Linked DNA regions of Mus musculus: regions 2, 3, 4 and 5 are each linked to region 1. A link is a loop called in an ENCODE intact Hi-C map of the cell type or tissue named here. Cell type or tissue: heart. All regions are shown on one strand.

Evidence for each region. Hi-C counts contacts between places; a loop is a spot of excess contacts. Peaks named below come from ENCODE experiments on the same cell type or tissue, not always from the same donor. Only the 100,000 strongest peaks of a DNase experiment are listed, where the experiment ranks them.
Region 2: it touches region 1 in a loop (2.3-fold over the local background); 5 of 42 quality-filtered maps call a loop at or near these places.
Region 3: a loop joins it to region 1, with 2.7 times the contacts of the local background. A loop is called at or near these places in 4 of 42 quality-filtered maps.
Region 4: it touches region 1 in a loop (4-fold over the local background); 15 of 42 quality-filtered maps call a loop at or near these places.
Region 5: a loop joins it to region 1, with 3.0 times the contacts of the local background. A loop is called at or near these places in 17 of 42 quality-filtered maps.

The regions. Positions count from the first base shown.
Region 1 is chr4:135,706,411-135,711,410 of GRCm38, reverse strand. It overlaps Ifnlr1 (interferon lambda receptor 1), which reads right to left. Exons shown (of 7, transcript NM_174851.3): 7 at 3,230-5,000. Among named protein-coding and RNA genes, the nearest start is that of Il22ra1, 19 kb to the left of the region's middle. In heart, a CTCF peak has its summit at 2,032; a DNase peak (open chromatin) is centred at 2,040; H3K4me3 peaks cover 359 bases; H3K27me3 peaks cover 439 bases.
Region 2 is chr4:135,917,725-135,922,724 of GRCm38, reverse strand. It overlaps Cnr2 (cannabinoid receptor 2 (macrophage)), which reads right to left. Exons shown (of 2, transcript NM_009924.4): 2 at 2,506-5,000. Fuca1 (fucosidase, alpha-L- 1, tissue) reads right to left here and starts at 1,999. Exons shown (of 8, transcript NM_024243.4): 1 at 1,575-1,999. The coding sequence starts at 1,921. In heart, a CTCF peak has its summit at 2,141; DNase peaks (open chromatin) are centred at 1,114, 2,014, 3,724 and 3,904; H3K4me3 peaks cover 1,981 bases; H3K27ac peaks cover 1,662 bases.
Region 3 is chr4:135,875,976-135,880,975 of GRCm38, reverse strand. No RefSeq gene overlaps it. Among named protein-coding and RNA genes, the nearest start is that of Pnrc2, 4.6 kb to the right of the region's middle. In heart, a CTCF peak has its summit at 3,083 (motif pointing right); DNase peaks (open chromatin) are centred at 4,185 and 4,825; H3K4me3 peaks cover 1,320 bases; H3K27ac peaks cover 1,391 bases.
Region 4 is chr4:135,755,982-135,760,981 of GRCm38, reverse strand. It overlaps Myom3 (myomesin family, member 3), which reads right to left and starts at 1,267. Exons shown (of 37, transcript NM_001085509.2): 1 at 1,176-1,267. It also overlaps the pseudogene Gm12988. In heart, a CTCF peak has its summit at 2,423 (motif pointing right); no DNase peak of the experiment used is centred here; H3K4me3 peaks cover 499 bases; H3K27ac peaks cover 211 bases; H3K27me3 peaks cover 316 bases.
Region 5 is chr4:135,766,761-135,771,760 of GRCm38, reverse strand. Myom3 (myomesin family, member 3) reads right to left here. Exons shown (of 37, transcript NM_001085509.2): 6 at 995-1,090; 7 at 141-229. Among named protein-coding and RNA genes, the nearest start is that of Myom3, 9.5 kb to the right of the region's middle. In heart, a CTCF peak has its summit at 2,729; a DNase peak (open chromatin) is centred at 4,590; H3K27ac peaks cover 983 bases.

The DNA.
Region 1 (5,000 bases):
ACCAATGTATTTCCTTCTTTGTATCCACGGGGCGTGTTCTAGCTGGGGGGTGTCTCTCGAGAGTGTTGGGAATATAAGAAGCGGAGGTTGGCATGGGCAAAGGACCCGTTTTTGTATTTCCAAAGCTTCCTTTAAACCACCTCTATCGAGGAATGTTGCTGTTGGATATCATGTACACCCCTGGGCTGAAAATTCAGAGTTCTTGGCCTCGAGGAGGGACAGGTAAATGAACATGCCCAGGGCCCAGAATCCCATGCTTCCACTGGCTTCAAGATCAGAGCTATCAAACTCTAGGGCAGTGGTTCTTAACCTGTGGGTCTCAGACTCTTTGTGGGTCACTTAAGACCATTGAAAAACACAGATATGGGCTGGTGTGATGGCTAGGCAGTTAAGAGCACTGATGATTCTCCTGGAAGTCATGAGTTCAAATCCCAGCAAGCACAAGGTGGCTCACAACCATCCGTAATGAGAAACAAATTTTAAAAACCTATGGACTGGATTGAGCTGGGCCTGGAGTGAGCGGGGTGGGGGGTGGGGGAGTGCAGAGCAAAAGGGAGAAGAGAAACGGGGGTGGGGGGCCGGGGGTGATGGGGGGATCACAGATATTTACATTATGATTCATAAGAGTAGCAAGATTACAGCTATGAAGTAGCAATGAAGTATTTTATGGTTGGGAATCACCACAACATGAGGAAGTATATTAAAGGGTTGCAGCGTTAAGAGGGTTGAGAGCCACTGCTCTAGGGTGATTCTCGGTTGATAAGCTGTGTCTTGTCACCAGCTGCAGGGTGAGACTATCTCTCCTCCCATGTTTCCTAGTCTGAGCCCAGCCTCCTGCTGTCTGAGCCCTAGGGCTTGTCAGAGTCTGGTCCTCTGGCTTCCCAGAGCTATCTCTTTCCCCAGGAGCCACAACAGGCTAGGTTGATGCTCAGGGACCTGTGGATTATCTTAAAGAATGAAGACTCCTTCCAGAGTCCGTAGAGAAAAGATTGGTAGCTGAGATGGATATCAGCTTTTAGTAATGTTTTGGGGGTTACCTGGGAAATTCAACAGCAGCCCACAGAGTGCAGGGTATTCCATAATTTTATAGGTTTGAGAGGGGAGGGTCTCTGAGTTTAGCAGTTTGGTGATGGTACCAGATAGGAATAAAATATAAACACAAGAATGAATTCTGTAGTTCTACCCCACCTTGGGGTTGGACATGAGCAACTTAGGGAAGGCACCTGATAGGACTAAGCCCTCTGGAGAAGCCTTGGCTGTCTAACATGGACAATCCCCAATCTCAGGTCCCTGGAGTAGGCCTGGTGCTCTCTCGCTCTCTCTCTCTCTCTCTCTCTCTCTCTCTCTCTCTCTCTCTCTCCAACAGATTCTCTCTCAGGATGGTGCTGCCAAACAGGATTTCTTTGCCGCTTATTTGTAGGCCATCAGAATCACCAATACCGTCTCCCTGGCCACTGCCAAACTGCTAATCCAGCAGCCGGATTTGAGGCTTTTGAGGGCTGTGGGCGTAAGGCAGGGCTGCCCGGTTCTCAGGCAGCTTGCTTTAGAGGTGGCTGTTTCCGTTTCCCCACAGGGGACAGCATGGCTGAGACCGTGTTCCGCTCACTTCTTCCGGCCGCTCTTATTTTCAGCCCTCTCTTTTCTAATGTCGCCTCCTTGTGACTTTCTGAAACTCTTTGTCTAGTTCTCTGTTTGGAGTAAAGTCTGTTTTTCCTTATTCTGATGACTCTCTCCTTCCTTCTAGTCAGCCATTTTACCTAGGGGTCTTGTTACTTCTTTCATTTATTTATTAAGTGTCAGATGTTCACCCTGGGTCAAGTGCTGGAGCCTGGATGTAGTGTCCATTTAATATCTTTCTTGTCAGAGCAGGGTTGAATGGGGTGGTTGAGACGCCTCTCTGACAGTCCCGCCATCCCACCACCGTCCAGAAGGTGGCAGCACACAGGCCCAGGAGCTCAGAGTGGTTGAGGGGAATCAGAAAAGGAAGGTTTACCCTGCTTTCTAGGGTCTCATTGCGTAACAGTCAAGTGGGCCATAGACTCCTGAGCCTGCCCACAGACTGCACTGCTCCCTGCCTGTGCCTGTGAATTGTAAAGCCATTGGGTTAAAAATGATAACTAGCACCCACACGACAGCTCCAGTTTCAGAGAATCTGGCGCCCTCTTCTGGCCTCTGTGGCACCAGGCACATTATGGCTTCTCACTCCAATGGCTGCGTTCCTGCTGTAGACTGAGATGTAGGGAGCACACACTCCATATAGAGGAGGGAAGGCATTGTAGCACCTGACCTCACTGGCCGGGAAGACTGAAGTGCAGAGACTTAGATCTGCTCAGCCTGTGTCTGGGGTCTGACCGGCGGCAGTCTACGGTGACACCTGCAGGTGCCATGCCACATAATCATGACTTGTCCTCAGGAAGCTGGGCACCCAACCTAGTGGAGAGCTACTGCAGCAAGTTTAGGGTTGCAAGGCTGGCCGCACCAAGACATCGTTCTGTGAACCACTGCCTCCATTGGGTGAGCTCCCAGGGTGGTGGGCAAGCTCCAGCCTCACCATCCCAGGTGGCACCGAAAACCAGGACCCACGGCACTCACTCTTCTCATACTGAGTATGTGGATCCCAACAGCATGTGCATAAGAAGCTGGGCCTGGTGGTTCAGGCTTGTCCCTCAACGACTCGGGAAGCTGAGGCAGGAAGATACAAGTTCAAGATCAGCCTGGGCAGTAGGGTGAGCTCAAAGCCAGCACGGCCAACTTAGTGAGACCCTGTCTCAAAAATAAGAAGTGGAAGCCGAAGGCATTCCGTGTGCAAGCCCACAGGAGTTCAATCCCCTGAAGGCTACATGGTGACGCCCCCCCCCGCCCCAGCTGGGGATACAGCTCGGGGGTACAGTGCTTGCATAGCACGTGTAAGACCCCAGGTTCAAAACCAAACCAAAGGCAACCTCCACATAGCATGCGTCCCCCAGCTCCTGTCTTTGCAGACAATCAAATCTGATGGGCCAGGCACGGACATCAGAAGATTCCCAGGGATGTGGAGGCCCCATCTCCAGTATCAGGGACCTGTTTAATTTTATACGTTGACTGGCTGGCCTTCTTCTCCCTGCCTTGATCCCCCACTTCCTTATGGTGTCCTCTGGAAGCTGTATGCCCCAGACCTCTTTCTCCATGTCTCCTTTTGGAGGACACAAGTTTAGATCCCTATGTCCCAAACAACTGCGTGCACATTAGCTTTCTCTAAAAATAAATCTCTTTATTTAAGGTTTTGGGTATTATACCAACAGATATTAAAGTATTACTTAAATAGGGTATAAAATACAGGGCACGATTTCGACAAAAATACAAACATGCAAGACAGGTAATACAAACACGTAAGACGTATAGCCTCAGTGTGCCGAAGCTGCCCACCACACTGACTCCAGGCGGTCACTCTGATCTTGCTCTCCTTGAGGTCCCCGGAGGCTGTCTGTGTACAGGGCTATTATGTAAGTTAAGTGCTGAGCACACATTATGAACTTCTGGGTTGCACCTCCCGCCCTTTCCACAGGCTTCCCACAGGTCTTCTGTCAATGACCTAATGGCTGAAAGGAGCTAGGATTAAGAATGACAGGAAGGCTAGATCAGAAAGAAAACATTGGGAAACACTGTAAACAGTAAGGACTACCGGAGAGAGCAAGCTTGAAAGGCGAGGCCAATGCTGTCATCACCATCATTTCCAAGGATTCCTGACAGAGCATCCTCCGTGGTGCAGCTCAGCTGAGTCTCAGGAAGGACACTGGCCTTGCTGGGACATTTCTAGGGGCTTCTCCCGTGCTCTGACCGCCCTCACGCATGTGCATTTGTTCTGCTTCTGGGCTCAGTGATGTGGTCAAACATCATTGTAGGGAAACCCCAGAGAGGTAGGTGTGTGTGTGTGTGTGTGTGTGTGTGTGTGTCCCAGAGGTGCTTGCAAAGACCTCCTGTCAGATTGGTGACTCTGGGGACTCTTGGGGACACACAAATGAAGTCACTAGGGCAGCCTTGCTAGTTGACATCCAAGTTTGTTTGAAACAATACAGATATGTACCAAGGACAGTGATTTGAGGTTTTGTTAGCTGTGAACCCCTTTCAAGACACCTTTTATGTAAAGCCACTACATGTGCATTAGCTGAGTGAGGCCACTCCCATTGAAGAGTGAGGATCCTGGAGCCCCAAAGGCCTTTGGGAATGAGCTAGAGAACCCTTGAGTCAGATGCCCTTAAGGTCATGTTTCTCAGCCTGTGTGGGTCATGACCCCTTTGGGGGTCCATTGACGTTTTCACAGTGGTTGCCTGAGACCATTGGAAAACACATTGTGATTCATACCAATAGCAAAATTATAATTATGAAGTAGCAATGAAATGATTTTATGATTGGGGGTCACCACACCACAAGGAACACTGTTTAAGGCTGGTAGTGTTAGGAAGGTTGAGAACCTCTGCCTTACGGGGGGGGGGTCTTCACATGAGTTCTGTAAGGCTATGGCTTTATGCCAGCCTCAGAGCCACACAGCTCCGAGAGTAAAGGGGCTGTGAGCTCTTTCCTGCTTCATGGTCTGTTTAGATCCTCAGCCACAAGGACACACATCACACCCCAAAAAGGACAGTCACCTGTTTTCAAAAGACACTAGCTTCTCAGATACTGGAACCTCATTATAGCCAAAACAGATAAAAACAAACAAACAAACAAACAAACAAACACACCCAAAAAAACTTAAACCCTGATACAATGCCATTCAAAAAGGACACCAGGCCAGGAGTGCAGTTTCTGCCCTGAACCAACCAATGTCGACCCTGGAAGGTGTACTATGCTTGAGAACGAAGCAAAGTTGGTTGGGCTGTGGTTTCCAGGAGCCCCTGAATAGAAGGTGGCAAGGAAGAAATGGGGTGACCTAGAGGGCAGACAGGTTGGAAGGTCGATGTCTTATCACTCTTGGCTTAGGAGTTGCTGGGGAGAGATGCCTGGGGTCTCCCAGGAGTCTGGAT
Region 2 (5,000 bases), 210 kb before region 1:
AGAAATGCTGTGCTACTTAGCTCTCAGGTTCAACCCTTCTGGAAATAAGTGATGAACCTGTGTCAACCCTGTGCCCCAATCTATTGGCAAGAGCAAAAAGCAGACACAAGCACCTGCTCGTTTTCTTTTTTTTTTAATATTTGTTTATTTATATTACTTATATGTATGAGTACATCATAGCTGTCTTCAGACACACCAGAAAGAGGGCATCAAATCCCATTACAGATGGTTGTTGTGAGCCACCATGTGGTTGCTGGGAATTGAACTCAGGACCTTTGGAAGAACAGTCAGTGCTCTTAACCGCTGAGCCATTTCTCCAGCCCCCATCTGCTTGTTTTCTTAACCAAGATTGTGAAACTGCCTGTCATTTAAGGTGACAAAGGCTCAAATATCTAGGACTGAAAAAAAAAATGTGTTGAGATAATCAGTCCATTCAATATATCACTTACTTTTATAGGAAAAGATAGCATGTTACATGAGATTTTACCACTAGCTGGTGTAGGGGCCCCTGAACTTCATCAGTCCTTCCTGCAATACATCTCTTTCCCCTTTCAAAAAGTCCTTCTGAAATATAAAATCCCTTCCCACTCAACAAGCAAATAACCACGCCCTCTGGGTATGGCTTGCAGAGCCTGGGCACACCTGTCCCATGAGCTTTCTGGAGCTTTCACTTCCAGATCATAGACCTGCAGTCTAGGACACCAGGCTCCTTCCTCTCCTTCCTCTCTCTGGGCTAGTTACCTCGTCCATTAAACAGGAAGTCTGGAAAAAGGCTGGAGTTCAACTTTGTAAATTACGGCTCTCAAGATGGCAAGATGACAGATTTCTGTTCCCTCAGGCCTTTTACTTGGCGAAAATACTAAGTGCCAGCTATACACAGCCTTTCCCTTCGGGGGAGAAAACCTAACGTCCCGAGGGAATAAAAAGTCGGAGTTTGGCAGAAAATCAATGAAGAGAGCGGAGGACTACACTAAGCCAGGAGCGGGAGGCTGCCCTCACAGTGGCCAAATCCCGCGTCCAAAGTCAGCCAATATTTTCTCTGGCTTAGAGGGCTCTCAAAACGCACTTCCTCTGCAGGGCTTTGCCCAAACAACCCCCTTCCTCCTCTGAGTTCTACTATAAGCAAGTGAGAAGTGAGGGAGACCCCAACAAAGAGCAACCCCAAACTTCCATCCTTCCTTCTTCCTTTAGAGGCACAGGGCTACAAGGAAGTCAGGCGGCGCTTTTTTATAAGCTTCCACGGACGGACGCTACCCGTAGCCTAAGGGGACTGGTCAGATCTACAACTCAGGGCCACCGACGGGAATCTGGGCTGTGTTCTGGACCTTTCAAACGAGACACCGATGTAGCCTGATTCTAGTCTCTCTCCGCACAGGTGTACCACCCAGTGCTTTCCCGCCTTAATTTTATTTTATTTTATTTTATTTATTTATTTTTTTAACTGATCCTCAGCTGGATTCTCGTCTTTAGCGTCCTTCCTCCGAGATGCAGAACGTAGGGTCCTGGACCTTCCGAGGTCAGGCAGCGCCGGCTATGGCCTGCCTGCTCCCGCCTCGCGCCCGTCCCGCACTCACTTGGCCCCGGCAGCCTGAAAGAGTTCGGCCCACTGATCCGGGTGGAAGAAGCGCGCTGTGAACTGCGGTGCGAAGTCGGCGTAGCTGAAGCCGGGCGGGTAGTTTTCTGTCATGAAGCGCTGGTAGGCCGGCATCCGATCGCCCTGCCAGTGCCACCAGAACCATTCACTGCCCCAGGCGGGCACCGAGAACACCCCCCAGTGCACGAACACCCCGAACTTGGCCTCATCGAACCAGCTCGGCAGTGGCCGCGAGTCCAAGCTCTGCCAGTCCGGAGTGAAGCGGCGCGGAGCCAGGGCCACTGCCTGGGCCGCAGCCACTAGCAGCAGCAGCAGCAGCAGCAGCATCCCAGAGTCCACAGCCCACCACTCAAGTTCAGCTCCTACATCCTTGCTTCCGGGCCCGCACCGCCCCCCTCTTAACACGCAAGCGCCGGCGAGTAGCCCCGCCTCTCAGAGTAACGATTGGCTTGGAAGGAGAGGGGGTGGGGTCAGGCTTGCGGCTCTGGAGCGCCCTCTGGCATTGGAAGGGAGAAAGACTTAAGGCGGCGTTGCTGGTTCTGCTCTATTGAATTTAAATTCCGTAGACTCGCCTAAGGATTTAATTGCCGGATTCCCCGCAAGTGAGAAAGACCCAAGGTGTGGGGAAAACTGGGAGAAGTCCACGTTGTTGCACCAATCTTCAGGGGAAGGCTGAAGCCAGGTCGTTTTATTTAGTGACTATTTAGGAGCCGCGGGTTCTCTGTGCTATACCTCCAGCCAGCAGGTGGAGTTTAGCAGATTGGAGAGTTGCCGAAGAGATTGAGAAATAACAAGGTTAGAAGGAGCTTTATGCGGAGGGAGAGAAATGGCTGCTGAAAGATTAAGGGCAGACGTGGTTATTTTAGTCTATCTTTTGTCCGTTGAACTTAACAAGAACTCCGAGGAACTTAAACATTTTTTTAAAAAAAGATTTATTTACTTATTTTATGTATATGAGTACACCATCGCTCTCTTCAAACATACCAGAAGAGGGCATCAGATTCCATTACAGATGGTTGTGAGCCACCATGTGGTTGCTGGGAATTGAACTCAGGACCTCTGGAAAAGCAGTCTGTGCTCTTAACCACTAAGCCATCTCTCCAGCCCTAGACATTTTAATTTAATTTAGAATTGTAACTTAAATTTATTTTGAGGTAAGGGGGTCTCAACTAGCTCAGGCTGGCTTCGAACTTACAGCTACAGTAACTTTGCATTCCTGATCTTCCTGCTTGTACCTCAGGAGTGCTGGGATTACAGGTAGGGGATGGCACTGCCATTCCTGGTTTTAGGTAGTACTGACCTTTGAACCCAGAGATTTGCTCTTGCAGATGCAGCACTCTACTGACTGAGCTACACCTCAAAAACTTTGAGGGTCTCTCAGAGAGCTTAGTTAGCATCTAACTGAAGAAAACCTGACTCAGGAGTACAACACTTGCTTGGTACACCGGAAGGCCGGAGCTTCAGTCTGGCACCGCTAAACAAGCATGCCTGACCCACACACAGGGGACCACTGAGGCATGAGGGACCAGAAAAATTGAGAGCCAAGAGAACCCTCTTGCCCTGGGAAAATCTCTAAAACTCATATGGCCAGTCACCCAATTCCTCTACAGTCAGCACACGCCCAATGGTATATGGTGTGTGCCCATAACTTCAGGAAGTATGGGAGCCAGAAGTCACATGGTCCATATGGCACAAAGGTCTCCATGGTTGCAGAGATAACCACAGCATGTTAGAGCAATGAGAGGTTTTAATGGCCCTGGAGAGCATTGTTTTCCCCACCATTCCCAATTTACCGAGAAGGAAACCAAAGCAAGGTAAAGGGCGGGGGTTGATCAAGACCACATAAGTGTGGACCAAAGCTGGTGCAGGAATTCACAGCTGTGGAAACTGTATTCCCTCCTCCTCTGTCAGGCACCTTGGAGAGATCGGCTTATGTTGACAGAACCAAGCACTTCCTCCTTTGAGGAGTAATAAGGAAACACCGTGTCTTTTCTGTCTCTTCCTCCCCCAAGTTGATGTTGAAATACAGTCTAAATCACTAAGCGTGGGCGAATCGACTTCTTCCCCTGATCCTCCCAAACAGCGATTAGAATTTGCAGCAGCTTTTGATGCACAGAACTTGTCTTGGGAAGAATAAAATGAGACGCCGTTGACCTTCACAGAGAAAACAAACTGTCACCTTGCAGAAGCTTAGGAGAGGCTGTAGAGCCGAGTGGACCTCCTTGCTTTATTAGGGAGGCTGATTTTTCTTTGCACTGGACACCACCCTGTTAGTTCCTTTGGGCAATGGGGAAGTCCTGTCTGCGGGCCGGATCTTCTAAAAGCAAAAGTATTAAATGTTTAAGAGTTTTCCTTTCACTGTGTCTGTGGTCCCCAGTGCCACCTACCCCTCCTACCACCAGCAGCGCCTTGAACCTCCATCTGTTGGGACTGCAACCTTTACTGAAGGGCAAAGGCAGGCACCCAGAGACACAGCGTGGGGCTGTGGACCTAGGATGCCTGGTTTGCAGCAGGAAGTCTTCCCTCCCAACTCCTTCTGCTTATCCTTCAGGACCAGAGTGTGGAAGAGGCCAGTGGGGCTGAGTCAAGCATCACTGGGAACAGCCTAGGACCCAAAGAATCTGTGTGAATATCTTGCTTTGTACTGAAGCTAGGCAAGACTGGGATAGTGCTGTGTGAGACACAGCAAAATGTCACAAGGAATAGAGTTCTCTGAAGACTTTGTACCTCCAGTGAACCCAGCTTCCTCTGCGCCCCTAAGGACCTAAGGTCATAATGGCTTTCAAGGCTTATCAGGATGTCGGGAGGGCCCTTTCCCAACAACAGGATACCCTGAGCTGACAGCTCCTGACGCTGTCTGAAGGATGTAAGCGAACATCCTTGGTCCTTAGGGCATCATAATTCTTGACCCCCAAGAGGCAAGGGTGACCTGAAGGTAGAGCCTCACATAGCTCTACAGCCACAGAGGATGAAGCAGGAACCAGAAGCAGCTGGTCTCTCTATCTTCAGCAGGACAGTCTAGAATCCACACTATGGAAGACATGGACATCTATGAAGTTGAGGGCAGTGGCCCCACGGCTGGGGTACTCTAGATTCCAGGAGAACAGGTCCCTTGTCTTCACAGATCTCCTGAATCCTTTAGTATCATCTCTGGAGGCCCCTCTGGCCTCTAGGTCTTTGGAGTCAGAAGGCTTTCCTGATTTGATATGAACAGAGCCTGCCATTCTTACAGGCCCCTCTCCACAGACTGGAAAAGGTAGGCATGACCAGGCCACCTTCCAGCCAACCAGCATTCCTTAGCAAAAAGGGGGATCTGTTTCCATTACCCTAGAACTGGCTTCAGAAAGAATCCGGGTCTGGAACCCCTCTCTCTTCGAGGGAGTGAACTGAACGGACTTCTGACTCG
Region 3 (5,000 bases), 170 kb before region 1:
TCTGGTTTACATAGTTCGAGGACAGCCAGCCAGGGGCATGTAGAGAGACCCTGTCTTAAAAATAAGAAAAAGAAATCGAGAGAGCTCCTAAAGCAGAGAGAGGTGCTTTGAAGAACAGAGGTTGGCTGGACCGCCAAGACAGGTCCAAGCTTCAAAGGCCTGAGGTCCTGTAAGTGGACTTGCAGTGAGCCATTTGCATAGCATCTGCTCTTGGAGAGTGCAGCGCTGGAGCACGCTCTGTTCTGTTGCACATGGCCCATGCCTGGTCAGGTTGTCCCGTCTTCCTTGGTTGACTGATTGTTTCTCACAGTAATCGTGGCATTGTGCACGGAGCCTTTAGTGGCTGAGCACTCCTCCTTCCAGCCCACCGGGCAGCGGGGGTGCACACTTTTTAAAAAACAGACAAACCAACCAACCAACCAACCTTTTTGGGGTTCTTTGTGAATTTCACATCATCCACCCCAATCCCACTCAACCCCCCAACCCTTTGCATTTGCTCTCTGCACCCCTCACCTCCAAAAGAAAACCGGGACTCCTCTTGGATCCCCAGCTGTTTGCCCTGTGTCATGGAGATCCTGCAGCTTTGGACCTGCAGGACCGGCCCCTGACTTCATGCACTCCAGCAGTTCATAGGTGGGGTAGATGCTGGAGTGGGCCAGCTCAAAGCCCTGGATGGTAGCTGAGTTGGTCAGCTTGCCAGCTCTCCTACAGATGGTACACAGCTTTTAATCCCAGCATGGAGGCAGAGGCCGGTGGATCTGAGCTGCAGGCCAGCCTAGGCTACAGAGCAAGTTCCAAGACAGCCGGGGTTACAACACTCACTGTTATTGTCCAAACCGAGTTATTTGTTTCGTGGGTGAGGCTGGGTTTGAACCTAGAGCGGTGTGCATGTTAGACCAGCAATATACCACTGAACTATATGTCCCCAACTCAGTACATGTGAGTTGTGGGGCAGCCTGGACCACACTGGGAGACCCTCCCCCTAGGGCAGGAGAGAATCACTTCCTGGTCTTACACGCGTTCTCGCGACCGGCCAGGAAGAACACAGCAAACCAGAATCTTCTGCGGCAAAACTTTATTGCTTACATCTTCAGGAGCAAGAGTGCAAGAGAGAGAGCAAGAGAGAGAAAGAAAGCAAGAAAAAGAACAAGAACAAGAAAGCAAGAGCAAGAGAGAGAAAAAGCAAGAACAAGAGAGAGAAAAAAAACAAGAGCAAGAAGAACAACAAGAGCAAGAGAGAGAAAAAGAATGGCAAAACCCCGTCCCTTTTAAGGAGAATTATCCTCCGCCTAGGACGTATTACTCCCTGATTGGCTGCAGCCCATCGGCCCAGTTGTCATCACGAGAAAGGCAGAACACATGGCGGGAAAACTGCCCCTGCACGTGTGCAGATTATGTTTACCACTTAGAACACAGCTGTCAGCGCCATCTTATAATGGCAAATGTGAGGGCGGCTCCCAACATCCTGGGACTCAGAGCTGTTGACCCTCTTGTTGCTGCTGTTCCCAAGAGTGAGAATGTCAATGGCTGTCGTTGGGCCAAGCTATTTAATCCTCTATGGGAATGAGTCTTTGTCCGTGGTAGCCTGACTTTCGAAGTCTCTCTCAAAATCAATGCCACAAGGCAGACAACAAATGTTAGCCTGCTCTAGTGAGTGGAAAATTAACAGATGTTCATGGATCAACTGACAAGTCTACAGCCGTGGACGATGTTGACTTAAATGAGTCGGGAGACCTCATTACTGTCATATTTGGTGGGGCAAAGAGCTGTCCTATGGGGCTTCTTGTACAAGAGGCCACATATGGTATGTGACCTTAAAGAACACTTTAAAAAAACAAACAAACAATTTCCATTATTTCACCAGCTCATCTTACAGATCCAAGGTCAGAGGAACAGCCATTACTAACAAGGAAGAACAGTGACTCCAGAGCTGGGATGTGACCTGAACGCTGGTGCTAGGGACTTAAATGGACACATAATTTTTAAATTAAAAAAAAAAGTTGTTTTTTTTTTTTTTTTTTTTTTTTTTTTTTTGGTTTTTGGAGACAGGGTTTCTCTGTGTAGCCCTGGCTGTTTTAGAACTCCCTCTGTAGATCAGGCTGGCCTCAGACTCAGAAATCCACCTGCCTCTGCCTCCCGAGTGCTAGGATTAAAGGCGTGCGCCACCATGACCTGGCACAACATATAACTTCTTTATCTTTCCTCTCTCTCTCTGTATGTGTGTGTATACATGTTCATATGTGGGCACACATGCATGTCTGTGTGGATGCTTTGTAGCAGCTACATTAGAGACTGAGTATCTTCTTCAGTCACTCTCTTATATTATGTTTTGAGAACCCAGAGTTTAGCAATTGGCTAGGCTGGCCGGCCAGTGAGCCCTGGGAATCCACCTGTCTCTGCGCTCCTTGAATCCAGCACTGCGGTTACATCCCTGCATAGCAGAGCCTAGATTTTAATGTGAGTTCTAATTTTAGGTCCCCATGCCTGTGTCTGAAGTATTTAACTGTTTGAGCCAGCTCTCCAGTCTCTACATAGTTTATAGAAGGTGTTTGGTAACACATACTAAAAGCTTTACTGTCTACTTTTCTGTTGTTAAGATAAAACCAGGTTGAGCCGGGCATGGTGGTGCACGCCTTTAATCCTAGCACTCGGGAGGCAGAGGCAGGCGGATTTCTGAGTTCGAGGCCAGCCTGGTCTACAGAGTGAGTTCCAGGACAGCCAGGGCTATACAGAGAAACCCTGTCTCGAAAAACAAAACAACCCAAAAACAACAACAAAAAAAAAACAAACAAAAAAAAAAACACCCCAGGTTGAGTGTCAAGGCCGGTACGTGCAGGAAGGAACTGAAGCAGAGGTCTTAGAGGGACTCTGCCTATTGGCCTGCTTCTTGTGGCTTGTTCAGCTTGTTTTCCTATAGAACCCAGGACCACTGGCCCAGGCAGGGGTGGCACCACCCACAGTGGACTGGGTCCTCCCATTTAACCACTAATAAGAAAAAATTCCCGGGGCTGGAGAGATGGCTCAGAGGTTAAGAGCAATGACTATTCTTCCAGATGTCCCAAGTTAAATTCCCAGCAACCACAAGGTGGCTCACAACCATCTGTAATGGGATCTGATGTGCTCTTTTGGTGTGCCTGAAGACAGCTACAGTGTTATTCATATATATTAAATAGATAAATTAAAAAAAAAAGGCAGGGCATGGTGGCACACGCCTTTAATCCCAGTACTTGGGAGGCAGAGGCAGGTGGATTTCTTAGTTCCAGGCCAGCCTGGTCTACAAAGTGAGTTCCAGGACAGCCTGGGCTATACAGAGAAACCCTGTCTCGAAAAACAAACAAACAAACAAACAAACAAACAAACGACAAAATTCCCAACAGACTTGTCCTCAGACCAATCTGATGACTTTTTTTTCAGCATAGTTCCCTCTTCCCAGGTGATCCTAGCTTGTGTCAAGTTGATAAAAAATTAACCACACTTAACCTATATGTTTACCTCATGACCTAATAATTTTGTAGCTTGGAATTTGAGGGAAATTTATTTAAGGAAATTAAAATTTGTAAGTATATCTAGCTCAGCCTATAATAATAATAAAAAAACCTGCAAACACTGGCTGGCCATGAAATTAATTGCATATGGCCATAGCATACAATTCTAATAACCACACAAGTATGTTGTTTCCAAAAGCATAAATAAATTAGGCTGGGCATGGTGGCACATAGCTGCAGACCCGGCTGTTGGGAAGTGCAGATAGCAAGGCCATTCAAGGACACTCAGTTGCAAAGCAAGTTTGAGGCCAGCCTGGGGTATGAGATCCGGTTCAAACAACAACCCCCTACTGCAACAAACCTAAGCTAAATCATCTTGTTTAGGAAATGCCTTCTTATGTGTTGTTGAGAGCGACACAGCAAACAAGGACTCCAGACACACCGCTCCATGATAGGGGACTGCCAGAGAGTAACTCAGATTCCTGAGTGAGAGACTGGACTCAGCTGGACTGAACCATGCACAGGCCCATCTCCCAGGGCTGTGAATGTGGGTGTCAGTCGGTAGAGATCAGGCAGGGCTCTTTAAGGTCTTGCAGGCTGAAGCCCTCCCCGGAGCATCACGAGAGCCAGAGCCGTGGGAGTTTCCCACGGACATCCTGTGCTGCCTCCATTTGGTAATTAGAATCAGGTGACTGCCGCGGCTGACAATAGACTTGCAAGTTCTCCCGAATGTGTGAACGTGTAGAAACCAGCCCCAGATGCTTCCTCAGGAAACGAAAGCACGCGGTGAGAAAGGAGGCGTGGGGCTTCATACTAGTTTGGTAACACTAATGAGAGCGTGAGCTGTCTCTGAGAGCCCGGGCTCCTCCTAGCAGGCCTGCCTGCAGACATTCAAAGTGACCCCGAATTTACAAACAAGCTTGAAGAAGAAAGAACAAACAAGTGACAAGCTCTTGAGTCAGTAGATTAGAGACTTGTATAGGTGTGGCCCACAGGGTGACTGTGCCAACAACCCCCCCCCCCCCGCGTTGGAGTCTAAACAATAGACCTCGGGTGTCATTTGACTTCCCTCTTTGTACTTCTATTTAGATTAGGCAGGGGAATGCTTCTCTTCTCTGTCTCTCTCTCTGGATGGGCACACGCTGTTGAGGCCAGAAGTTATTTGCACTGGACATTCTCGATGGCTCTGTACATTGTCTGCTTACATTATTTCCTCATTTATGGTGTTGGCATGTGTGTGCCACGGCATGGTGTGGATGTCATAGGAAACGTTGTAGGAGTTTGTTCTCTCCTTCCACCATGGAGGTCCCAGAACTCAGGTTGGCAGGCTCGAGGGGGAGGGGCGTGGGAGTGGCTTGACCTGCTAATCAACCTCACCAGCTTCTCCTTTTTTGCTTTTGTTTTGGACACAGGATCACAGTAAGCCTGGCTGGCCCTGACCTCTGAGATTCTCCTGCCTCCACCTCCCAGAGTGCTGGAGTTAGGAGGGCTATCACTATGCCCTTCATTTTGTTC
Region 4 (5,000 bases), 50 kb before region 1:
CTGAGCGGGGAGTGGATGCACCCTGCCCAGTGGGTCGGCACAGGCTGGGACAGGCACGGCTCCCCAGCTCCGCCAAGGCTGTAATGGGCTGGCTCTGGTTAGTGGAGGCTCTTCCTTCCCCAGCAGAGCCCGGGGGGCCTCATCCCCTGTATGGGATGAACCTGGCAACCCCAGGGTTTGGGACTGCAGGGTCTATGCTTTTTCTCTGCCCGTGGGGTTGAACAACCAGCACTCAGCCCACACACTCCCTCCCTACTGGACCTGCCGGACCTGCCAGCTCGGGCTCCCTGATGGGCTGCCGCTCCATACAGCAAAGACTCGAGTTCCAAGGAGGTCCTCAAGGGCCTTTTCTTTTCTTTATGTTTAGCTTTAATGTCAAGGAGGGCTCACATCAGAAGACCCAGGGCTACACAGAACAGTGAAATGAAGCATGGAGTTCTTGGATACCCCGTTTTCACTTGGGGTGCTACCAAGCTCAAATCTCCCTAACAAACCCCTTTCCCAACATACTTACATATATACACTACAAACAAACAAACACACATACAGATACACACATACTCGACAGGATACGAAAACACACACAGACACACACATACCCTATAGTAGACACACAAATATTCTACGACACACACAGACACCCTACAACACACACATAGGCACATACCCTATAACACACACACATATCCTACAACACACACAGATAGACACATACCCTACAACACACACACATATCCTATAACACACACAGATAGACACATACCCTATAATATACATACCCTATAGCACAACACAGTCACATACCCTATAACACAGACACATACCCTACAACACACACACACACACGCCCTATAACACACACATAAACATTATAAATGCACATATCAAACACACATACACACATACCCCACACACTATACTATAGATACACACACCATAGTCACACAAATACTACCCCCATCATACAATAGACACACAAGAACATCATTGACTTTACATAGGCCTATGCACAGACCACCCCCACATCATCTACACATACACAAACCCGTACATCACAGACACACATACACTAGAGTTATGTACACTACACATGCACCATATATACCACCCCCATAGGTCATTCACTGTGGAAAGCTGGGGTGTCCCTCAGCCCCTGCACCCTACATGTGACTCACAGAAACAGCAGTGTCCACTGGGCAGTCTCTAGGACAGTAAGAGGCTCTCTGCTCTCTTCTTGTCCTCGGCTCAGTGAGGACGGGGGAAGAATGTGATCTGAGAGCCTTGTAACCGTCTTAAATATAGCAGCGCTGAGACAGTGCGGTGACAATGGATGGGAGCTGTGGTGAGGGTGGAGGCAGAGGGGAGGGCTGTCTCTTCCTGCCAGCACTGCTGGGCAGCAGCAACAGGTGGGGTGGCCCCCACCCCCTGCTGCTCCTCCCCCACCTCTGGCTTTTCCACCCCACCCTGCCTGGAGTAAGAGCCATGCCTCGGGCTCCAGTCTGGCTTGGGGAAAGTGGACACGTGTGTTCTCTGCTATAGAAGTCGGATCACAACTGTCCTTCCCGTTGTGGGGCACCCAGAGAAAGGTCTTCAGCTTCTCTGATCTGAATTCCCTCCTGAGAGACAGGGAACATGTCAGGGTACCTAGCTTCTTGCGGATAGTACAGAGTGTGACCTAACCATGAGAACTTTGATTCTTTTGGCTAAGGTGATGTGTGGCTTCTTCCTCTCTATTTCCCCAGCAGTTAAGGGCGCTGCTCCTGGTCAGCCCATGGTTGTGTGCGGTGGGTAAGGCAGGGCTAGGACAGGAGCTAGGGAGCCCTGAGGAGGGGACATGGCCCTCCAGAGCATGTGCAGGTCTGGGAAGGCTGTCCCAGCTCAGGTCAGAGAGCATGGTTTCACTCCCAGCCTCTTCCTCAAACCACAGGCACCAAGGTCAACCTGCCAGCTGCTCTTCCTGCAGCTTCGGAGGCTACTCCCTGGGGAGAGTGAGTGAGCGGGCACTGAGCTCTTCAGTCCTAGTCTTAATCTCCTGCCTTACTTGAAAAGCCATTTCTAAGCTTCCCTGATTCACCTCTTCCCCAGGCCAGTGTCATAGCAACTCCGGGGAGGATGTTGGCGGGTTCGCTCCCCCACCCTTTTGGTCTTCCTTCCTTCCTTCCTTCCTTCCTTCCTTCCTTCCTTCCTTCCTTCCTTCCTTCCTCTTTCTTTCTTTCTTTCTTTCTTTCTTTCTTTCTTTCTTTCTTTCTTTCTTCCTTCCTTCCTTCCTTCCTTCCTTCCTTCCTCTCTCTCTCTCTCTCTCTCTCTCTCTCTCTCTCTCTCTCTTTCTTTCTTTCTTTCTAGGAAACTTTATGTATATGAGTGTTTTACTTGTGGGCATGGTCTGTGCACTACCGCATGCACGCCTAGAGACCAGAAGGGGGCATCAGATCCCTGGGGTTGTGAGCCAGGTACCCTGACACGCTGTCTCTCAGGAAGGAATTCAGATCAGAGAAGCTGAAAACTTCCCCAGGGTAACTGGAAGGACAGTTGCAAACAAACTCTATAATTGGGAACACTTGTGCCCACTTTCCTCAAACCAGGCTGGAGCCCTAGGCAGTTCCTGGAGGCAGGGACTGGGGTGGATGGGGAAGGAGCAGTAGGAGGCGGGGCATTCCCCCCAGGTGAGTAGCTGGGAACTTATCCAGGGTCCTTTGGAGGAGCAGCCAGCTTTCTAACACTGGAACATCTCTCCAGCTCTCATTCCTATTTCGGGGGTTGTTATTTTGAGACAAGGTTTTGTTATGTAGCCCAGGCTAACTTGCAACTGACAATCTTCCTGCCTCAGTCTTGAATGCCATGATTTCAAGCATATACTCCCCTGCCATCCCCACTTCCTATTATCCCTGTCTAGAAAGAGTTTCTCTGGACTCAGACAATTGCTGTGATGGTTAAGTGTGATATGCCAGAGCTGGAGAGGTGGCTTAGTGGTTAAGAACACTGTCTGCTCTTTCAGAGGTCCTGAGTTCAAATCCCAGCAACTACATGGTGGCTCACAACCATCTGTAATGAGATCTGATGCTCTCTTCTGGTGTGTCTGAAGACACAACAGTGTACTTATATATAATGAATAAATAAATCTTTTTTTAAAAAAAAGTGTGATATGCCTTTGTGAAGCAGAACATAGGCCCTGGTTGTCCCTGACCTCTGAGGCAGACGGAAGGAACTCAGGCATGTGCCAGACTTGGGAGGCATCTCAGATTCTGTTCAGGATCCCATTCATCCCTGGATTTATAACTTAAGCAAGCCACCATGTTCTGGTTTATCTACACTCCAGGGGACAGTAATGACTGTCTCTCAGTCTTCTGGCAGAGCATGGAGCTGCAGATCTGTAATCCCAGCATCCAGGAGACTGAGGCAGATGGATCCAGGCATCCAGACCCAGCCTGGGCTACACACTGAGACCTTGTCTCCAACTGGATTGTCTGAAAGGAAGGGTCCCAGGAGGGTCCACAGCCTCCCCAACACCAGACATACTGTAGACAGTTGATAGACCAGGGCTCCTCTAGTCACTTAACTCTGGGGATACTGAAGAGCTCGCTTCGCCCCATCCATCTGGGCTTGCAGTCCATTCTCCTATACCCCTCAGCTGATCATGCATGGTGATGCATGGGTCCTTTGTAAGTATGGTCAAACCTCACTCAGGAAGCTGAGCAGACATAAGATGACTGAAGTCACATAACTCTTTGCTTAGATGCCAGGCATAGGCACCTCTATTCATGAACGAGGAATTTGCTCTCCTTTCTTTATTATTACTATTATTATTATTATTATTTTAAATTGAGACAAGTCTCACTATATAGCTGAGGCTGGCCTTGAACTCATAATCCTCAGTACCTTGAGTGATGGGATTATAAGTGTGTGACATCATGCTCAGCCTTCAGCCTCCTTCCTGAGCCTCAGTTTCTTTAACTGGAGAACGTTTTAGATAGGAGGGATGTTGTGTTGTCTTGTTCTCTCTGTCCCTACCCCAAAGGAAGTAATTCCTGGAAGACAGCTCTGTCCTCAACTTGACTTTAAAAATGAATGGGAAGCCAGGTGTGGTAGTGTATGCCAATATTCATACCACTTGGTAGGTCAAGGCAGGAGGACCAGGAGTTCAAGTGTACCCTAGACTATGTACCAAGTTTGAGGTCAACCTGTGCTACATAAGACTCTGTCTCAAAGTGGCCTTGTTCTCGATACTTCTGTGCGATTATGAACTCTGTCCGTCAGCCTCGGGGCCTGTGGTCTTGAGACCAAGTGCCATGCCTACGACAAAGTTGCAGAGTTCTGATGGAGAGATATTTGAAGTTGCTGTAGAAACTGCCAAACAATCTGTGACCGTCAAGGCCGTGCCGGAAGAGTTGGGAATGGATGATGATCCTGTTCCTTTACCAAATGTTAATGCAGCAATTCTGAAAGAGGTCATTCAGTGGTGCTCCCACCACAAAGAGGACCCTCCTCCCCTGAGGATGATGAAAACAAAGAAAACGGACAGATGATATTCCTGTTTGGGACCAAGAATTCCTGAAAGTTGACCAAGGAATACTTTTTGAACTTATTCTGGCTGCAAACTACTTAGACATCAAAGGTTTGCTTGATGTCACATGCAAGACTGTGGCCATTAAGATTAAGGGGGAAACTCCTGAGGAGATTCGTAAAACCTTCAATATCAAAAATGACTTTACTGAAGAGGAGGAGGCCCAGGTACGCAAAGAGAACCAATGATGTGGCGAGAAGTGAACTGCTGTGCCTGTTACCATAACACTAGAAGGGTTGTTCCAAGTGCCAGTTGCACTGCTCTGTTTACAATTGTTAATATTAGAGATCAGTAGATAAACATCGCCTTGTCTTCACTGCGTGTGTAGTTCCAGTGAAGATCAGACCTGTGGTGAGTTTCTTCTATGAACAGAAGTTTCCTCCCCGCCACCCCCATTGCTCTGAATAAAACTGAACTATGGGTTCACTGCGGAAAGTGG
Region 5 (5,000 bases), 60 kb before region 1:
TTGCTAGTCTGAGAGAGGAGGCTCTCTCAGTCCAAAGGCCTCTAGGTCCCCAGTCCCAGCTCATGTGCCATCTTAGCTTCATGGCTGTCTGCTAGCCATGGGCTTGTGGGGCCTGGCCTGTTGGGGATGGAGGGACTTACTGCGGATGAGGACTTTGGCAAAGGAAGAGGCCTGGCCGTAGGCGTTCTTCACCAGCACAGTGTAGGTGGCCGAGTCCTCCACCGTGCACCTAAAAAGGAGGGAGGAACCCCACAGGATGCTAGGCTCCATGAGGAACACATCCCTTGCTGGGTGGCTCATCAAGGAACTCCTCCCCAGCCCCCCCTCCCCCACACATGGGGAAGACCCAGGATTGTGTGTCTTTGGGCTGCTCACTAGATTTCTATGAAACACTAGGGATATGACATCGGCCTATACCAGCTCAAGGGAAAGGGCTTTGAAAACATGTACCACCCTGCCTTGTTATTACCGACTGTAGAAGATCAGAGAGATGGAGCGATTCTCCCAGAGTCACATAGCTACTGAAATTCAACCCAGCGGTCTGCGCCTCTTTCCAGGCACTGCCTCCAGCCCTATTGACATCTCCATGTCAAAAACCACGAACAGATTTCTTTCCTCTGAGGCCTAGTGCCAGTCCGTGCCAATCCATGCCAGAGTCAGGCATAATGCCCAAATCTTCTGCTTCAGGCCTGAGTCTCATCACCAGCCAGAATAGCCCTGTGTGCCCCAAAAGAAGCTTGACTGGTTCCCATCCAGGGTACCCCAATGGAGTAGTGAGAGGAGGCGCCTTTTTTGCTCCATCAGCAAGCCGAGAGCCCCCCTGGTGCCCTGTGTTCCCTGGCACCTCAGGCAAGAGCTCTCTTGCTGGATCCCCAAGCTTTGCCCTGGTCCCTTAGGCCTTCTGAGGATGGCGAAACCCGGGTACTAGAGCCCAGGGTTAGCCTCAGTGGTGTCATGGGAGTGGGGGATGGGCCAGGCTCTGTCTGTGCTTTACCTCATGATCTCCAGGGTCAGCAGCCCGTAGTTGTTGGTGATACGGTACTTGCCGGCTGGAAAGAGGCGGGGATCGATCCGGATGTCGTTCTTGTACCTGTGGAGACACAGTAGCTGTGGTGAGTTGGGGGACGTACACAGACAAGGATTCCAGCCTCAGCAATGTGCTGCTCTCCATTTGGCTACACCCCTGGTGGGACTTCCACTGCCAGCCTCAGTTGTCCTCACTTGGAAAACGGGAGCACACAGGGCTGGCTCTGTACATGGGGTTACCTCTGAAGGGCTGCTATACCCCTAAGGGTAACTCTTCCTTGGTCCTGATCACTGTAGCTGCTCAAAGATCCATTCCAGTCTGCGGTAGCTGACAGAGGCACTCCCAGGGCACACCAGACACAAGGCCTTGAACTTGGACTCCTCTTTGAGGTGCCTGTACCAATGAAAGCTCCAAACCTCTCTCTATAACTCCCAGGGTGATGCTTATAATCACTGCTATTTATTTATTGAAGTTTTGAGATTGGGTCTCAGGTAGCCCAGGCTAGACTTGATTTAGAAACATAGCCAAGGATGACCACAAACCGCTAATACTCCTGCCTCCGTCTCTCAAGTGCTAGGGTCACAAGTGTGCAGCTACCAAGCCTAGTTGTTGCTGCTTCCTCTTTCTTTCCTCTTCTCCCCTTTCCCTGTCCTCCTCCATCCCCCTCCCCCCTCCTCTTCCTCAGCTCTTTCTCCATCTTCTTTGGAGATAGGGTGACAGTGTGTAGCTCACATGAGCCTTGGATTTGAGGTCCTGGGGGCTCAGCCTCTTGAATGCTGGGGTTACAGGCATGCACCTCCACATCTGGCTTTCTATCCCTAATTTTAGCTCTCAATTAGATTACCCCAGGGAACTTAAAGTTTTTTCCTCCTGGAGCTGGGGTGCAGGCTGGCGTGGGACATTTGCCTAGCACGCATAAGACCCGGGGTTGTCTGAACAACATTGGAGGCTTTTAATTATGATGTACAGAGTTGGAACACAAGCCTTGTGGGGCCTGCGTCAGAGAGCACACATTGCTCTGCCATATCAGGTCCCTCCAATCCAGTGGTTCTCAACCTGTGGGTGGAGACCCCTTTGAAAATCAAATGACCCTTTCACTGGGACTGCCTAGGACCATGGGAAAACACAGATACTTACGTTACAATTCATACAGAAACAAAGCTACAGTTATGATGAAGTAGCAATGACAATGATTTTATAGGTGGGGGTCACCAGGACATGAGGTAAAGGGTCACAGCGTTAGGGAGGTTGGGGAAACGACTGTTCTAATTCTAAAGAAACAGGATTTACCCTGGAGCCTCCCACCAGACTGCCTGTCTCCTGACCCTCTCTCTGGGAGGTGTGGTCATATGACAATGGTCAACAGCAAGTGGGCACAGGAGCCACATGACCGCTGCTGACTCACTTTCCATCAGTTTGACCTGTGGCTGTGTCACTGTGTCCTGTGGCTGTAAGAAGGCTCAGATGCTGTGGGCAGAGCTGCCAGGGGCCAGTGTTCTGTCTGGACATGCCCTGTGTCCCAGTAAACTTAGGACTACTGGGTATAGAACCTGTACACTGGTGTTGGGTGGATGGGTGCATGCGCGCGCGCGTGTGTGTGTGTGTGTCTCAGGGGTGAATTCAGAGATACCTCTTCGGGCTCTAGCACAGCCAGTTGACGTTGAAAAGGAAGGTGTCCTTCTTGCAGACAGAGGGCGCTCCAGCCTCAGGACCAGCCTTTCTTGGACCTGGGCTGTCTCTCTGGGTGCCCTATTTATCCCCATGGCCAGGGAACAGAGGCACATCCACTCTGTCCCTATTTAGGAAAGGGGCCCAGCTAAGTCTCCTGTGGGGAGGGCAGTGCTTAATCTGGGCACACATCTCTCCAGGCTCTGAGGACCAGGACCCTAGCCCAGACCTGTCAGAAACATTCCAGACTCCTCAGGCTGGGCTGCCCAGGCCCTGCCGTCCTCTCAAGGCGCAGCAGCTGCCAGGCCCTAAGCCTCATCCTGCCTGCCCCTCCAGCCAGAGAGGCCTCAGGAAAATGACTTACTATTTGCCTACATTTTCCATTGCTCTTTGAGATAGCGTCTCACTGGGTAGCCCAGATCAGTCTCAGACTTGTATCCTTCCTGCCTCAGCCTCCAGAAGCCAGGAATCACAGGCCTATGCCTCTATGGTTAATCTCCTGGGATGTATTGATATTCTATTCCTTCTATCTATCTGTCTGCCAGCCTGTCTATCTATATACTTATTATTATTTTTTTGTTGTTTTGGTTTTTTGTTTTGTTTTTGTTTTTAGTTTTGCTTTTTTTTTTTTCCCCCTTTTGGTTTTTTTCGAGACAGGATTTCTCTCTGTGTAGCCCTGGCTGTCCTGGAACTCACTCTGTAGACCAGGCTGGCCTCGAACTCAGAAATCCACCTGCCTCTGCCTTCCATGTGCTGGGTTTAAAGGCGTGCGCCACCACTTCCCGGCTCTTATTTTTGTTTTTTGTTTACAGAGTCTTACTATGTAGTCTTGTCCTAGAACCACTACCTTCTCTCTCTCTCTCTCTCTCTCTCTCTAAGATTTTTTTATTATTATACATAAGTACACTGTAGCTGTCTTCAGATGCACCAGAAAAGAGGGCCTCAGATCTCATTACGGGTGGTTGTGAGCCACCATGTGGTTGCTGGGATTTGGACCTTTAGATGAGCTATCTCACCAGACCACTTTACCTTTTTTTATTATTATTAAAGAACAAACAAACAAACAAGCTTACGTGCAGGAGGCTTGTGGGGAATTGTGTGTGATAATGCAGAACCCGAAGCAGCCAGAGACTCAGCCAGAGACTTTGACTTCTGTTAGGCTGGCGTTGCAGACAGTTGTGAGCTACCAACACCGGTGCTGGGAATTGAACTCTGGTCTTTTAGAAGAGCCTTATTCATTCATAGCCATTAAGCCATCCCTCTAGCCCTAGATTCCGATTTTAAGGGTACTTCCAGCAGTTGCTGCCCCCTCCCTTTACCTCTCCCTGGCACCTCTCTGAACACTGAGCGCCCCCCAAATACCCAGGGGGTATTCTTGGGTTTCTTCTTGTTCATGTGCAGCCCCACATATGCAGCATCCTGAGAACAGATCCATCCCCCTGCCTGCCCTACGTAGCAAGTCTGTCCTCAGCGACTGTGACTGAGTGCTCAGAGTGTTTGCCTCACTAGGGCAATGCTCTGTGATTGAGTCCTCTCAATGCTCCTGCATCTAGGAAGTGCTCAGGAGTTGCTGAATGGATGGACTCTCCTGACAAGCCTGAGCAGGAACACACCCTCAGAGACCAGACTTATGGTTCAGCTCCATAATCACCAAGCCAGGAACCTCAGGGGTCACCAGCCAGTGGGTCTGGCCTTGGCTTCTCCCATTTCAGGAATCCTTGGCTCTGTAGTGCTGGCCTTGCTGGTTGGCTCAGAAACCAGCCCCCCTCCCCCAGTATCCACCCCTGCTTCACCGACTTAGCTCAGATCTGAGTTGGAAGCAGAGCTCTTACTGGGGCCAGCCACTGGCAGGTGGCACTGCCTTGGTCTCCACAGCTCCCTTTGCCCAGCGCACTGTCCAGTGCATGACTTTGAAAGTGTGCCAGCTGGAACTGGCCAGTCTGGAGGCCAACTTCCTTCAGATGTCATTCTTGGTTGTGATCCGCCTACCTGTTTGCCATCTCCAGCTACTTAGCACTTGTGTGCTTTAAGTTAAAAACAACAACAACAAAACCCCAAACAACCACAACAACAACAAAACAAAACAAAACAACAACCCCCCTCTCCCCCACCAACCTAACCTGTTGCTGTCTTGCTGAGATCTGAATCGTGATCTACTTTGGTTATCTGGCCTTACATAAGGGCTCAAATGGGACAAAAGTGGCCGCCTGTATAAAGGGGTCCCTTTACTTGGACTTTTGGTTTTGGACCGTGAGATATTCACCCTCCAGCTCCCATGCTGCCTCTTCCAGGGAGCCTTCCTGGG